2 separate regions of the Homo sapiens genome follow, and region 1 is linked to region 2. The links are chromatin loops, found by intact Hi-C in ENCODE. Cell type or tissue: endothelial cell of umbilical vein. All regions are shown on one strand. Links, peaks and the distances in the headings refer to the core of each region. The heading gives the core; the rest is flanking DNA.

Region 1 (6,738 bases), core at 1,142-6,141, 110 kb before region 2:
GAGGTGGGCAGCGCCTGGACAGGGGCGAGGCCTGGGGGCTGGGGGCCAGGGGGTCTTTGAGACCTGGGAGGGCTGGTTCTCCGACGCTCTCATTCCCAGGGCCATGATCACGCTGAGCCTTCCCTTTTCCAACTGGCCCAGGTCTTCCCTCCCGCTTCTTTCTCTGACAATATGTTTTTGTTTTTGTCCAGGTCCTTATCTCTCTCTGGCTCTTGTCTGTCTGTCTCTCTCTGGGTCTCAGACTTGGTCATTCCCTCTGGCCTGTGCTTGGTGTCCACCTTGGTAACCTCTCGGCATCTCCTCTCTCTCCTTTGCCGTCTTTTCTCTCTTCCCCCTGTACCCTCATTTCTCTCCCTCTCTTTGATTTGCTCCACCCCTTCCTCACCCTCTCTCCTTCTCTCTACTGAGATGCAGCTCTGGTTCTTGGAAGGGGAAGGGGGCTGGGATGGACAAGAGGCCTCCAGAGGTGCCCCCTCCCCTGCATTTGAGAGCCTGGCTCGGGCCAGCTGTCAGATCTTAAGGGGTCTGGAGCACACTGTGGCCCAGCTGCCGGGTGCCCCTTTGCCCACCTGCCTGGCAGACTAGGAGCCCCAGGATAAAGACAAGGGAATTTCACCCCTCTGCCCCTCTCTGCCTCCAACCAGGTGGCTCCAAGATGACGGGGTGAAGGGGCCAGGGCAGGTGGGCCGCAAGCAGCAGTTTGTTAGTGGGGGGAGGCCGGCAGCAAGTCGTGGATTCTGATTTACATAAAATAACCGGGCTGCAGCCGGAACCTGAGCATATGTAGATGAAGCTCCCTGTCAGACCCTAGCGAGCGCAGGAGGGAGAAATGATTTCAACCTGTACTGCAGCGGTTACCATAGCAACCAATTATTCAGTGCTAAATTATAACTGTTTATAACACTCGTGAATGGGAAGGCTCCTATTTCATTCTTCCCTTTTCCCTCTCAATCTTGAAGGACCCCAAATGGAGAATGACCCACTCTCCGCACCCTTCCTTATGAGTTTAAATGTCTCCGTTTTTAGGAGATGCGGTGCGTGTGCGGAGCATCGGGCCTAGAGGGAAGGGAGATGGAGGTGGGAGGCCTCTGCCAAGAAACATCTGCGGAGCTGGGAAGGAGGAAGGGTGGCGGGACTGTCCATTGGGATCCCCAGGGCTGCGACCACATGCTGTGCCCTCAGCAGGGTGGGGGCTCAGAGCAGAGACCCCTCCTGCCTGCCCCTGCCTCCTGGCACACATAGGCTGGGCATAACATTCAAGGCAGCTTTGCAGGTGGAGTTCATGTGGGGACTCCACATCCACTAAGATTCTTCTGCTAGCTGGTAGGGCGTCCCCTGTAGTCACGCCTAAGGCTGCTGCAGCCGAAAGGTCAGTGCCAAGGTCGAAGGCCAACTGTCATCTGTATCTTCATGCCTGCAGTGTGGTTTGATGGCCCTCAAACCTTAGGGTTGGGTTGGTTCGGGGGCTTAGTTAGGGACTTATTGGTCTGCGTCTCTGTCTCCTCCCCTGCACGTGGCTTGGTCTACGAGCCTCTCAGTATGTTTTGAGATACTGAACTGTGAATCTGCCTCTGGTTCTTGATCGTTTCTTTCCTTCTTGCCGCTGGATGATGCTCCGTCCCTCCAGGTCCTGCTCATGGGCCACTGCTCTGCTAGGTGTTTTCAGAACTATTTGCAGCTTTCTCTGCAAGGAGAGATTTTGGAAAAACACCACAAAAAGGAGGCCTAGTTCTAGAATGTCAAAACAGCTGGATGCAGGGTTCTGCCCTGCACCCCCACCCTCGGCCAGCCCCTGGTAGGGGAGGAGGGTTCAGGTGATATCTGGTGCAGGTGGGAGGCCCAGCTGTGCGGGCTCCATGTGGTGGAGGCAGGGCAGAGGCTCAGGGCAGGGGAGGCAGGTGGGGACTTGGGCGTCAGACCCTTCTCATCGACTGGGCTTTCCCCAGTGCAGGTGGATGGAGGAGGGAGAGAAGTGCACCTGCTTCCAAGAAATGAGGGCTTTGCTGGCTTGCCTGAGCCCCAGTGGGTGACAGCAGGGAAGGGGCCACAGATGGGCAACAGACATGCCTGACGTTGTCTGAGCCCATTCTGTGCTGAGGGTCTGTGCCCTCCTGCTCTGCCACTTAACCCTGAGCGGACGCTGGGCGAGCCCTGTCAGTGCTGGGCTCATGGCCTTCTGCCAGCCCTACTCTCCCAAGGTGGCATGCGCTGCTGCTCCTGCCAGACAGTGGAGGCTGCTGGAGGTGCCTTCCCCTCCCTATCCCTCCCTCCTTCCGGCTCTCCCTGGGCCGCCACTCCTGGTCTCCCCTGCAGGTCGCCGAGGGGACTGCTTGCCATCAGATGCTGGGTTGGCTCCCCGTAGATGTTGCCACAGCAGCCCCTTCTTGTCCAGGTCCTGCTCCCTCTGTACCGCGTCTCGCCCCAGCTGCTGGCAGCCTCTGTGCAGTTGGCTGGAGCCCAATCCCGACAGCAAAAATGTGGGGGTGAGCTTGGTGTGTCCCCTCCAGCTTGTCGTCCTGGCTGTATCTTTGGCTTCCATGCAGAGCTGGGGTCATCATGGGTTGTTTGGGCATTTTCTGGGCATTATCAGAATCCCAGCGGCCTCTGGTGTCTACATGTGGTCGTGGTGGTGTCAGGGGGAAAGGGTCATTCTGACTGCAGCCTGCTCTGGCTTGGCCGAGTCCCCTGCCCAGGACACAGCAAGGCGGCCCAGCCCTGGAGACCTGGGTGCACGTCCCATCCCTCCCCTCCACCCTGGCTCAGAGCCCTGCTTCTCTGTGCTTAGGTTTCTCCCGGGTCACAGATGTTCAAGGCATTTTCTTTTCTTTCTTTTCTTTTCTTTTTTTTTTTGAGATGGAGTTTGGCTCTTATTACCCAGGCTGGAGTACAATGGTGCGATCTCGGCTCACTGCAACCTCCGCCTCCCAGGTTCAAGCGATTCTCCTGCCTCAGCCTCCTGAGTAGCTGGGATTGCAGGCATGTACCACCATGCCCAGCTAATTTTGTATTTTTTTTTCAGTAGAGAAAGTGTTTCTCCAAGTTGGTCAGGCTAGTCTTGAGCTCCCAACCTTAGGTGATCTGCCCGCCTCGGCCTCCCAAAGTGCTGGGATTTCAAGCGTGAGTCACCGCGCCCAGCCTCAAGGCATTTTCTTACAGTCTCCCTGGTTCTATCCTTTCTGGCATTCCCAGTTCACAGACGATGAAGCTGAGGTTTAGCTCGCTACAGTGACTTGGCCAAGTCTCAGGCTTGCAAGGGGCAGAGCCTCCCTGGGGAGCCCGGGACTCACTGGCAGGCCACGTAGGATTAACCGTGGGTCCCTCAACTTCATCCTCGGTAGGTTTGTGGGGTTTGCTCTCTAGCAGCTGAAGGCCACCCAGGGCCCCTTCCTCCGGCCAGCCCCAGCCTCTGTCCGTGGTGCTGAAGTTCATGGCGGCCTCTCTTGTCCTTACCTTTGCTGGGGTGAGGGCTCAGGGAGAGCGTGTCTCTCAGATCTCCTGAAGGGCGGTCTCTTGAAGCTGGCCAAACTCTGACACCCTCAACGGGACGTGGACATCACTGTCTCATCTCCACCTCCCCAAAGGACCGAGGCCGAGCTTGGGAGCCGTGGCTCCAGGGCCCAGCATCTCCTCCAGCCTTGAGAGCAGGCTCCCAGCCAGTGGCTGTGTCAGTATTCCCGGAAACACCCGGGTTCCGGAAAAGCAAAGAGCACAGAGGCCCTGCTGCCTGGCAGCTGGCAGCGCCGCTGACTCTGGAGGCTTAATGGGCTAAGAGGTTTGGGAGCAGGGAGGCTGGTGGGCAGGGGAGAGGGAGCGGGGCTTCCAGGAGAGGAGGGAAGTGCAGGCAGCCTGTTGGAAGGGGTGCTTCCCAGCTGGATGTCAGAGGGGGCCCCCACCTCCCCTGTCAGTGACCGTCTCCCCCTCCACGAACTGTTGGATGTGACTGTTTGGAGCCACTCTCCTGGGAAAAGGCAGGTCATCCCCTCTTGACAGTGTGGCCTGAAAGGGCAGAGTTGGGCTGGGGGCCTCCCAAGACTATCCAGGGAGGCCCCCCGCCTTTGCTGCCTCCTCATTCTCTTTCCTTCTGCCACCCTTTCCTTTCCTTCTCCCTCCCTCCCTCTTTCCTTCATCCTCCCTCCTGGCCACTGCTGTTTCCTGAGCTCATTTTTTATCTCTCCGGTTCTGTCTTAATCTCATCCCATGCCTCTCCTTGCTCACCCCGAAAACAGTTAACAGCAGTCCTGCGCATGGCAAGCCCCGCATGCCCCGGGGATCATGGCAGTGCTGCCCGGCCCCTCCCTGGGAAGGGGCTGTGGAGGGCTTCGCCAGTTGACTTGTGTCTCTAAAGGCCACAAGTAAACCACTTTCTCCGAGGGGCAGCACCTCTCTGGTGGGGTGCTCTGGTTGTAAACGCCCTTATCTCCATATAAATGGGCCATTTTCTGCCTGTACAGACAGGAAACTAAATCAAGGAAGCCAAGCTTAAGAGCTGCCTAAATTACCTTGTCTCATATGGAGAGGAAGCGGCCAGGATGGGGTGGGAGAGGGGGAAGGTGGGCTTGTGCCATCCATAGCAGTGTCTGCAGAGTCCGCACATGGAGAAAACTGTGATGTGCCTGCTGCATTAATTACAGGTTTCACCTGACGAACGCAGTTCCATGGGATGTGAACTTAAGCAGAGAGCTGTGGCGCTGGGGCCTGAGATGCAGCGGCCCTTCCCTGGCTGGGGCTCTCCTTCTCTGGCTGGGGCCCTTCCCTGGCTGGGGCTCTCCTTCTCTGGCTGGGGCCCTTCCCTGGCTGGGGCTCTCCTTCTCTGGCTGGGGCCCTTCTCTGGCTGGGGCCCTTCCCTGGCTAGGGCTCTTCTTCTCTGGCTGGGGCCCTTCCCTGGCTGGGGCTCTTCCCTTGCTGGGGCCCTTCCCTGGCTGGGGCCCTTCCCTGGCTGGGGTTCTTCTTCTCTGGCTGGGGCCCTTCCCTGGCTGGGGCTCTCCTTCTCTGGCTGGGGCCCTTCTCTGGCTGGGGCCCTTCCCTGGCTAGGGCTCTTCTTCTCTGGCTGGGGCCCTTCCCTGGCTGGGGCTCTTCCCTTGCTGGGGCCCTTCCCTGGCTGGGGCCCTTCCCTGGCTGGGGCCCTTCCCTGGCTGGGGTTCTTCTTCTCTGGCTGGGGCCCTTCCCTGGCTGTGGCTCTTCTTCTCTGGCTGAGGCCCTTCCCTGGCTGGGGCTTTTCTTCTCTGGCTGGGGCCCTTCCCTGGCTGGGGCTCTTCCTGTGCACTTTGCTTTTTGACTCTGGGACCACATCCTCCACCGCCAGCTCCTGGGTCCATGCCTCATCATGTAAAACTAATTCAGCCCCCAAAGTCCATAGAAGCCCAATGATGACTGAAGCGGAGCCTGAGTTCACCCGCAGGGCTGCTGGAGTGGGCTGAGCCGAGCTTGCAGATGGAGAAGCCTGCTCTCACGAGAGCCTCACCTCGCCTCACCTGCAGGTTCTACTGCTTCCTGTGGCGTAGACCCTGGGGACAAGACTTGGCTCAGGCTGGCTTGGGGTTGCCCCTTTGGCTGGGCTTTGGGGCTGAGCTGTGAGCAGTGGCCTCTGATGATGAGTGGAGTGATGGGGATCGGTCGATCCCCAGCGTGGGCCAGGAGGTAGCTCTCAGGGCCGTCCTGCCACCCAGGACTCTGGATGTTCCTGGGGCCTCTGTTGCCCTCACTGTCCCCCTTCTTTTCCAGGGGAGCAATGATGAGCTATCAGAGAATGAAGAGGATCTGGAAGAGAAGTCGGAGAGTGAAGGCAGTGACTACTCCCCGAATAAAAAGAAGAAGAAGAAACTCAAGGACAAGAAGGAGAAAAAAGCCAAGCGAAAAAAGAAGGATGAGGATGAGGATGATAATGATGATGGATGCTTAAAGGTAACTGTGGAGGCCTGGCTGGGGGGACAGAGCGACATCCCCCTTTAAGGGGGCTGAGCCTCTTGCCTGTATGTTCTGTGTGTGTGTGTGTGTGTGTGTGTGTGTGTGATGGAGTCTCACTCTGTTGCCAGGCTGGAGTGCAGTGGCGTGACCTCGGCTCACTGCAACCGCCTCCCAGGTTCAAGCAATTCTCCTGCCTCAGCCTCCCGAGTAGCTGGGACTACAGGTGCGTGCCACCACGCCTGGCTAATTTTTGTATTTTTAGTAGAGACAGGATTTTACCATGTTGGCCAGGATGGTCCCCATCTCTTTTTTTTTTTTTTTTTTTTGAGACGGAGTCTCGCTCTGTCGCCCAGGCTGGAGTGCAGTGGCGGGATCTCGGCTCACTGCAAGCTTCGCCTCCCGGGTTCACGCCATTCTCCTGCCTCAGCCTCCCAAGTAGCTGGGACTACAGGCGCCCGCCACTACGCCCGGCTAATTTTTTGTATTTTTAGTAGAGATGGGGTTTCACCGTTTTAGCCGGGATGGTCTCGATCTCCTGACCTCGTGATCCGCCCGCCTCGGCCTCCCAAAGTGCTGGGATTACAGGTGTGAGCCACCGCGCCCGGCCTCCATCTCTTGACCTCGCGATCTGCCTGCCTTGGCCTCCCAAAGTGCTGGGATTACAGGCGTGAGCCACTGCGCCCAGCCTGTTCTTTTTTTCTTTTTTAGAAGGAGTTTTGCTCTGTTGTCCAGGCTGGAGTGCAGTGGCTCCTGCCTTAGCCTTCTGAGTAGCTGGTACTACAGGCACGCATCACCACGCACAGCTAATTTTTGAGTGAGCAGCTATTTCTAGGG
Region 2 (6,738 bases), core at 958-5,957:
CAGGCTAGGGCCACGTAGAGCCTTGCGGGGAGTTTGGGTTCACTCCCAGCACCATGGGGAGCAGAGGAAAACACAGCTGAACTGAGGGCTGGTGTCCAGTCAGCACAGTGTGGGCCCGGCCACAGCTTCTGGCCTGCCATTCTGAGGCCACATCTCTGAACCCTAACGTCCACAGGGGAGGGGAAGTGTGTGCTAGGCCAGCTGCCCTCACCCTGCTCCCTCATGCTTACACAGGGGCTGTGTGGATTTAAAAATTCATCTTAAAATTCTTTTTAACAGCAATAATTGAGGACAGTTTAAACAATGGGGAAGTGTAGGCCGGGCGCGGTGGCTCACGCCTGTAATCCCAGCACTTTGGGAGGCCGAGGCGAGTGGGTCACTTGAGGTCAGGAGTTTGAGATCAGCCTGGCCAACGTGGTGAAACCCCGTTTCTACTAAAAATACAAAAAATAGCCGGGCATGGTGGCTCGCGCCTGTAGTCCCAGCTACTCGGGAGGCTGAGGCAGGAGAATCGCTTGAACCCAGGAGGCAGAGGTTGCAGTGAGCTGAGATTGCACCACTGCACTCCAGCCTGGGTGACAGAGTGAGACTCTGTCTCAAAAAAAAACTGGGGAAGTGTAACAGGCATGCTGCCGTCCACCTCCATCAGCTACAGCTCAGTTCAGCTGATGAAATGCCCAGGCCAGGGGCACAGCTGGTTTCTTGCGGCACCGGGCAGTGCCTATCCCCAGGTATCATCTTTTCTATATTCATATTTAAGACCAAGTTTAATGGTGACCCAGCCCAGTCGCTGACGGAGAAGAGGTAAGCACAGAATAAATTTATCTGGGATCTTTAATAACTGGTGGTCTGAGTCACGGAGCATCCCACCCACCCCGTCAACCCTGGTGCAGCAAAATGAAATTCACCAGATAGAGTGAGGCCACCACCCTCCCCGCCCCACCTTCACCCTGACCTGGGTGTAACAACAACCTCTGGCCCATCAACTGCTAAAGGGACTTTGTTGGTGGGGTGAGATGGCTCATGCCTGTAATCCCAGCACTTTGGGATGCCAAGGTGGGCAGATCACCTGAGGTCAGGAGTTTGAGACCAGCGTGGTCAACATGACAAAACTCTGTCTCTACCAAAAATACAAAAATTAGTCAGGCATGGTGGTGCATCCCTGCAGTCCCAGCTACTTGGGAGGCTGAGGCAGGAGAATCGCTTGAACCTGGGAGGCAGAGGTTGTAGTGAGCCGAGACTGTGCCACTGCACTGTAGCCTGGGCGATACAGCGAAACTCCAACTCAAAAAAAAAAAAAAAAAAAAGCGTTTGTCTTCTGGTCTCCTCCACTCCCTGAGAAGCGAGATCCCCAAGGGCGTTTCAGCCCCACAGTGGGACCTGCAGTGTCTCCGAGGCTGCTCAGGCATTTTCCTCGGGGCTTCAGGCAAATAAAAGATATGTTCTCTCCACCTGTGTTAGTTCCCTGCGGCTGCCATTACAAAGATCCCCAAATTAGAGGACTTACAACAACAGGAATGTCTTCTCTCCCACTTCTGGAGTCTGAAGTCCAGGTGTGGGCAGTGTTCCCTCCAAACACCCTCATGAGGTGTCCTTTCCTGTCCCTTCCAGCATCTCGTGGCTCCTGTTGGGGCAGGAGACCAGGGTCTGGAGGCAGGGAACTGAAGGCCAATTCCCGCTGATTTCCTATAACTAAGTCAAAAGGAAAACCCCAACTTTCCACGCCCAAGTAACAAAAGAACCAGAGGCTACTCTCTTTGCATGGCGCCCCCTTTTCTGTGTGGCAGACGAAAAATGGAAAATACCTCTGATTTGTCCCCTCCCGCAACCAATCAGGCTGGCTGTGGGCCAAGTCTTCATTTGCATAGAAGTGTAACTTTGTAACTTCATTTCAGCCTCTAATTGGTCACTTTCTGCAACCAATCAGAATGATCACAGGCCACTACTTCATTTACATAAGATGTACACCAGGTAACCAATGGGAAACCTCTAGAAGGTATTTAAACCCCAGAAAATTCTGTATCCAGGTTCTTGAGCCGCTTGCCCACTCCCATCCTGTGGAGTGTACTTTTGTTCCATCTTGGCTCACTGCAACCTCCGCCTCCCAGGTTCAAGTGATTCTCCTGCCTCAGCCTCCCGAATAGCTGGGACTACAGGTGCCCGCCACCACGACTGGTTAATTTTTGTATTTTTAGTAGAGACAGGCTTTTGCCATGTTGCCCAGGCTGCTCTCGAACTCCTGGCCTCATGTAACCCACCCGTCTTGGCCTCCCAAACTGTTGGGATTACAGGCGTGAGCCACCTCACCCGGCTGCTTTTGTTGCTTCATTCTTTCCTTGCTTTGTATGTGCGTTTTGTCCAATTCTTTGTTCAAGATGCCAGGAACCTGGCTGCACACCCTCCACCGGTAACACCGAGACTCCTCAGAGTCCCTTGGGTTGTGGACCCGTCACTCCACTCTCTATCACCACATGGCCTTCTTATAAGGACACCAGTCGTAGGAATTAGGGTCCATTCTAGTCTTGTATGGCCCCATTGCCCCATCTTAATGATATCTGCAATGACCCTATTTCCAAATAATGTCACATTCTTCTTCTTCTTCTTTTTTTTTTTTTTTTAAGACAGGGTCTCACTCTGCCGCCCAGGCTGGAGTGCAGTGGCACAAATAGGGCTCACTGCAGCGTTGAAATCCTGGGTTCAAGTGATCCTCCTGCATCAGCCGCCTGTGTAGCTGGGACCACAGGCATGTGTCACCATGCCTGGCTAATTTTTTGATTGTATTTAGAGATGGGGTTTCGCCATGTTACCCAGGCTGCCTCCTAAAGTGCTGAGACTACGGGCGTGAGCCACCACACCCAGCCTAACGTCATATTCTGAGGTTTAGGATGAATGTGAATTTTGGGGGGTCTTGATTTAACCCACTAAACTATCCTCCATCACAAATCCTGTCCACATAGGAGAGAGCTGAGGTTTCCCTGAGTTTGGAGGATGGGGTCTGGCCCCTCCTGCATCATCGCCTTGTGTCCTCCACCTTCCTCCCTCCAGCCTAGCCGCCTGGGCCTTCTCTTCGCTCCTCCAGCTGAGAGAGGCATCCATTCCAGACCCCTCTCCTCTTGGGCTGGAATGTTCTCCACATCTTCAGATGATCCCTCTCTCAGAGGGTTCCCCCTCGGCCTCCCTGGTCTTTCTTCATTGCATTGTCCTGCTTTGCTGCCTCGGCCAGTGGTCGCTGTTGGAACTTGTCTCCGTGCAAGCTCGCTGCTTCTCTGCCCCCCACACCCCCAGGCCATGGCTGCCGTGAGGTTGGGGACCTGGTTGCTCTTGTTCATGCAGCAGCTCCAGGATCTGGCTCAGCGCCTGGTGCCAAGCAGACTCTCAATAAACATTTACTGAATAAACAAAAGGAATCAATGACCAGCCCCTCATGAATGCCCAGCGTCTCCTTCTTGAGAAATTTCCAGCAGAACAAGGAGGTCAGCTGTGGCCAAACTAGCGGACCCTTTGTCCTTCCTTTACAGCTGGATTTAGGATACAAAGCCTGAAAAACACTGCCATCTAATGGACTCACAGGAGAAGTGTTTTGTTTCTAAATTACAACCACATATTCAAACAATGGGCTGAAGGACCAAACACGCCGTCCACAGGAGAAAACGTTAAAGGAGCGGTCCTGGCCTGCACTCCACTCTGCACAGAGCACGCAGATGATCCCTAGGGTCTGTCTCAGACGGAAGCCAGATATTTAGTGTTGCCAGATAAAACACAGGACGCCCAGTTAAATTTGAAGTTCAGATAAACAATGAGGAACTTTTTAGTATAAGTATGACCCAAATATTGCATGGAACGTATTTATGCTAAAAAGTTACGCGTTTATCTGAACTTCAAATTTAACTGGCAACTCTACAAGGACTGGGTGGGGAGGGTCCTCTTTGGCTGAATGGCTCTCACAAGGGCATGTTCCTGAGAGGCACAGAAGATAAAGCTGTCAATTTGCAATTGAGAGGGATTTACACCAGCCAGAGAACGGTGGCTAGCAGAGCGCTGTCCGAGGTGCTGAATTCAAAGACAAGCGCACTAAAAAGAATGTCCTTTGGAGGTTCCAAGAAAATTCAGACCTACGTGCCTATCATTAAGAGCAGGGGTCTCCAACACCCAGAAACACATTTTTCCCCATGGAGAAACACACCCACACATTTTTACCCCATGGAGAATTTACTAAACTTTTTTTTTTTTTTTGCGCAATGGAGTCTCGCTCTGTCACCCAGCCTGGAGTGCAGTGGTGCGATCACGGCTCACTGCAGCATCAGATTCTTTGGGCTCAGGTAATCCTCCCACCTCAGCCTCCCAAGTAGCTGGGACTACAGGTGCATGGCACCATGCCTACCTAATTTCTTTGTATTTTGGGGTAGAGATGGGGTTTTGCCATGTTGCCTAGGCTGGTCTCAGACTTCTGGGCTCAAGCAATCCACCCACCTCGGCCTCCCAAAGTGCTGGTATTACAGGCATGAGCCACCGTGCCTGGCCTCATTTTCTTCCTTTATACATTTTTGTTGTTGTTGTTGAGACAGTGTCTCACTCTTGTCGCCCAGGCTGGAGTGCAGTGGTATGATCTTGGATCACTGCAATCTCTGCCTCCTGAGTTCAAGCAATTCTTCTGCCTCAGCCTCCTGAGTAGTTGGGACTACAGGTGCGCCCCACTATGCCTGGCTATTTTTTGTATTTTTAGTAGGTGGTGTTTCACCAGGTTGGCCAGGCTGGTCTCGAGCTCCTGATCTCAGGTGATCCACCCGCCTCTGCCTCCCCAAGTGCTGGGATTACAGGTGTGAACCACCGTGCCCAGCCCTTTTATACATATTTATATGGCTGAAATCAGACTTCCCACCCCACCGCCCCCCTGCCCGGCCCTTACCGATACTTCATGCCTGTGCGCTGGGCGGTGCAGCCGTCCAGGGAAAGGCCGTGCATGCGGAGGAAGCTCTCCATGTTCCTGGCCTGGGCAGCCGCCCGCACCTCCCGCAGCCGCTGCAGTTCCAGCGTGTCCGTCTGGCGGACGGGGTGCAGGGCCCATTCAGAGTGGCACCTGCTGCTCACGCTCCGCAGACTCTCGCTGTACGTCATGGACAGCATGGTGCCGCCTGGCTTGGGAGCTGCCACTGTCCAGACGGTGATGAGTTAGACAGTGTGCCAATGCCCCACGTGCCCCAGGCTGGATGGCTGGCCCTGGGGCAGGGGGCAGCTGCAGCGAAACATCCTTTAACTAGTGCCACCACCAGGTCTTGGTGTCTAGGAGTGGGACCCGGCCCCTGGATGTAAACACCTCTTGGCATGAGATTCTCAGTCCGCAAAGCAGTGCTTGCCAGGAACTCTGGCTAAGCTGCCCTTTTCTGTCCCCTGCATCTGTGAGACAAGCACAGGCAAAGCTGCATTCCAGGCAGGACAGCTGCACCCCAAGTGTCCAAATGAAAACGGGAGCACAGAGAGCATGCAGAGCCTGAGCCCCCCAAATGCTGAAGACCAGGGTTGCTGTTCCGTGGTGACTGCGGTACCATGTCATGGTGGTCTCTTGAGGTGGTTCCCAGGGTAAAACTGGGTCAAAAGCTGTCCCTGGGAAAGCAGCGCAGGGCACACCTGTTGCTGAAGTAAACTCTCCTGTAATTATGCCAGGGAGGCACCTCACCCCCGCATGCCAGGTGGCCCCAACATGGGAAGGTCCTATTTGCTCTTAGCCTTGTAAAGGGAAATGCTATCTATACAACACATTCCCTGCTTGTTGAACGCATCATTGCACCGCAGAGATCTTTGGGCTTCATGCTTTTTGCAAAAGAAAAACTGAGCAGAATGCATTTAAGCAGGTTGCGGAGGAGAGTGGCCTGGGGAAATAGGCTTAGTTGGGACAGGGGAGTTTCAAAGTTTCTATGTGAAGAACCACTGAAATATAGCTGAAATGATGAATGCACATTCTTGGAAACTAAAAGCAATGTAAATGTCCATCAGTAGGGAAACTGGTTACCTAAGTGACAGTCCATCCACATAGTGGGAATTTGTGCTGCTGTCAAGAATGAGGCATCTCAACATAGTGAGTGAGTGAGCCCTGAGAGATAGTGGACAATTAAAAGGCCAAGGGAGAAAGCGTGTGTCCAGAACGCAACCACTGGTGTTAATTCATGTGCACAACAGTGAGTGGACCAGTGAGGGCAGCCTCGGGGCTGAGTCCTCACCCTGCAGAGTCTGTGACAGCGCAATGAGGACATGGAGGCAGGCTCAACACAAAGGAGGTCCCCAGTCCAGTGACCCTCACCCCACCTGACTGCAGCCTCGGCCATGGCCCAGGTGGCCTGCACTGCAGCTCTGCATCATCACCAGAGAGAGAAGGTGCAGAGGGGAAGTCACCATTTCAGCTGGGTCAGCTGCACAGTGGGATCCTGGAACCTGGCCTGGGAGCTGGAAAGGAACCAGCACTGTCCCCACCTTCTGCCCCAAGAGAGGAAAAGTTCGATTATCCCTGGGAAGGAGCTGGGAGGGCTATCCTGGGAGCTGAGGCAGCTACAGAGGCTTTAGCACGGTCCTTGAAGGGGGTTGAGATGTCCTGGAGTTGCCCCAGGCTGGGCCTTTCCTGGGGTGAGCTCCAGGGGCCAAAGGAAAGACCCACAAGGGGCAGGAGTTTGTGATGAGCCCCATGTGCTGGGGTCCTTCCAGAATGGGTGACCAGCCTGCTGACCTTTCACTGCTCTGCCTATATGT

Evidence for each region. Hi-C counts contacts between places; a loop is a spot of excess contacts. Peaks named below come from ENCODE experiments on the same cell type or tissue, not always from the same donor. Only the 100,000 strongest peaks of a DNase experiment are listed, where the experiment ranks them.
Region 1: a loop joins it to region 2, with 6 times the contacts of the local background. A loop is called at or near these places in 25 of 110 quality-filtered maps.

What each region holds. Positions count from the first base shown.
Region 1 is chr1:6,158,499-6,165,236 of GRCh38, reverse strand. CHD5 (chromodomain helicase DNA binding protein 5) reads left to right here. Exons shown (of 42, transcript NM_015557.3): 3 at 5,722-5,901. Among named protein-coding and RNA genes, the nearest start is that of CHD5, 18 kb to the left of the region's middle. RefSeq lists a silencer at 3,331-3,531. In endothelial cell of umbilical vein, for the core only: no CTCF peak of the experiment used is centred there; a DNase peak (open chromatin) is centred at 3,646.
Region 2 is chr1:6,049,923-6,056,660 of GRCh38, reverse strand. KCNAB2 (potassium voltage-gated channel subfamily A regulatory beta subunit 2) reads right to left here. Exons shown (of 16, transcript NM_001199862.2): 2 at 4,907-5,150. The coding sequence starts at 5,124. Among named protein-coding and RNA genes, the nearest start is that of KCNAB2, 7.4 kb to the right of the region's middle. RefSeq lists an enhancer at 2,726-3,226. In endothelial cell of umbilical vein, for the core only: a CTCF peak has its summit at 3,550 (motif pointing left); DNase peaks (open chromatin) are centred at 3,530 and 4,010.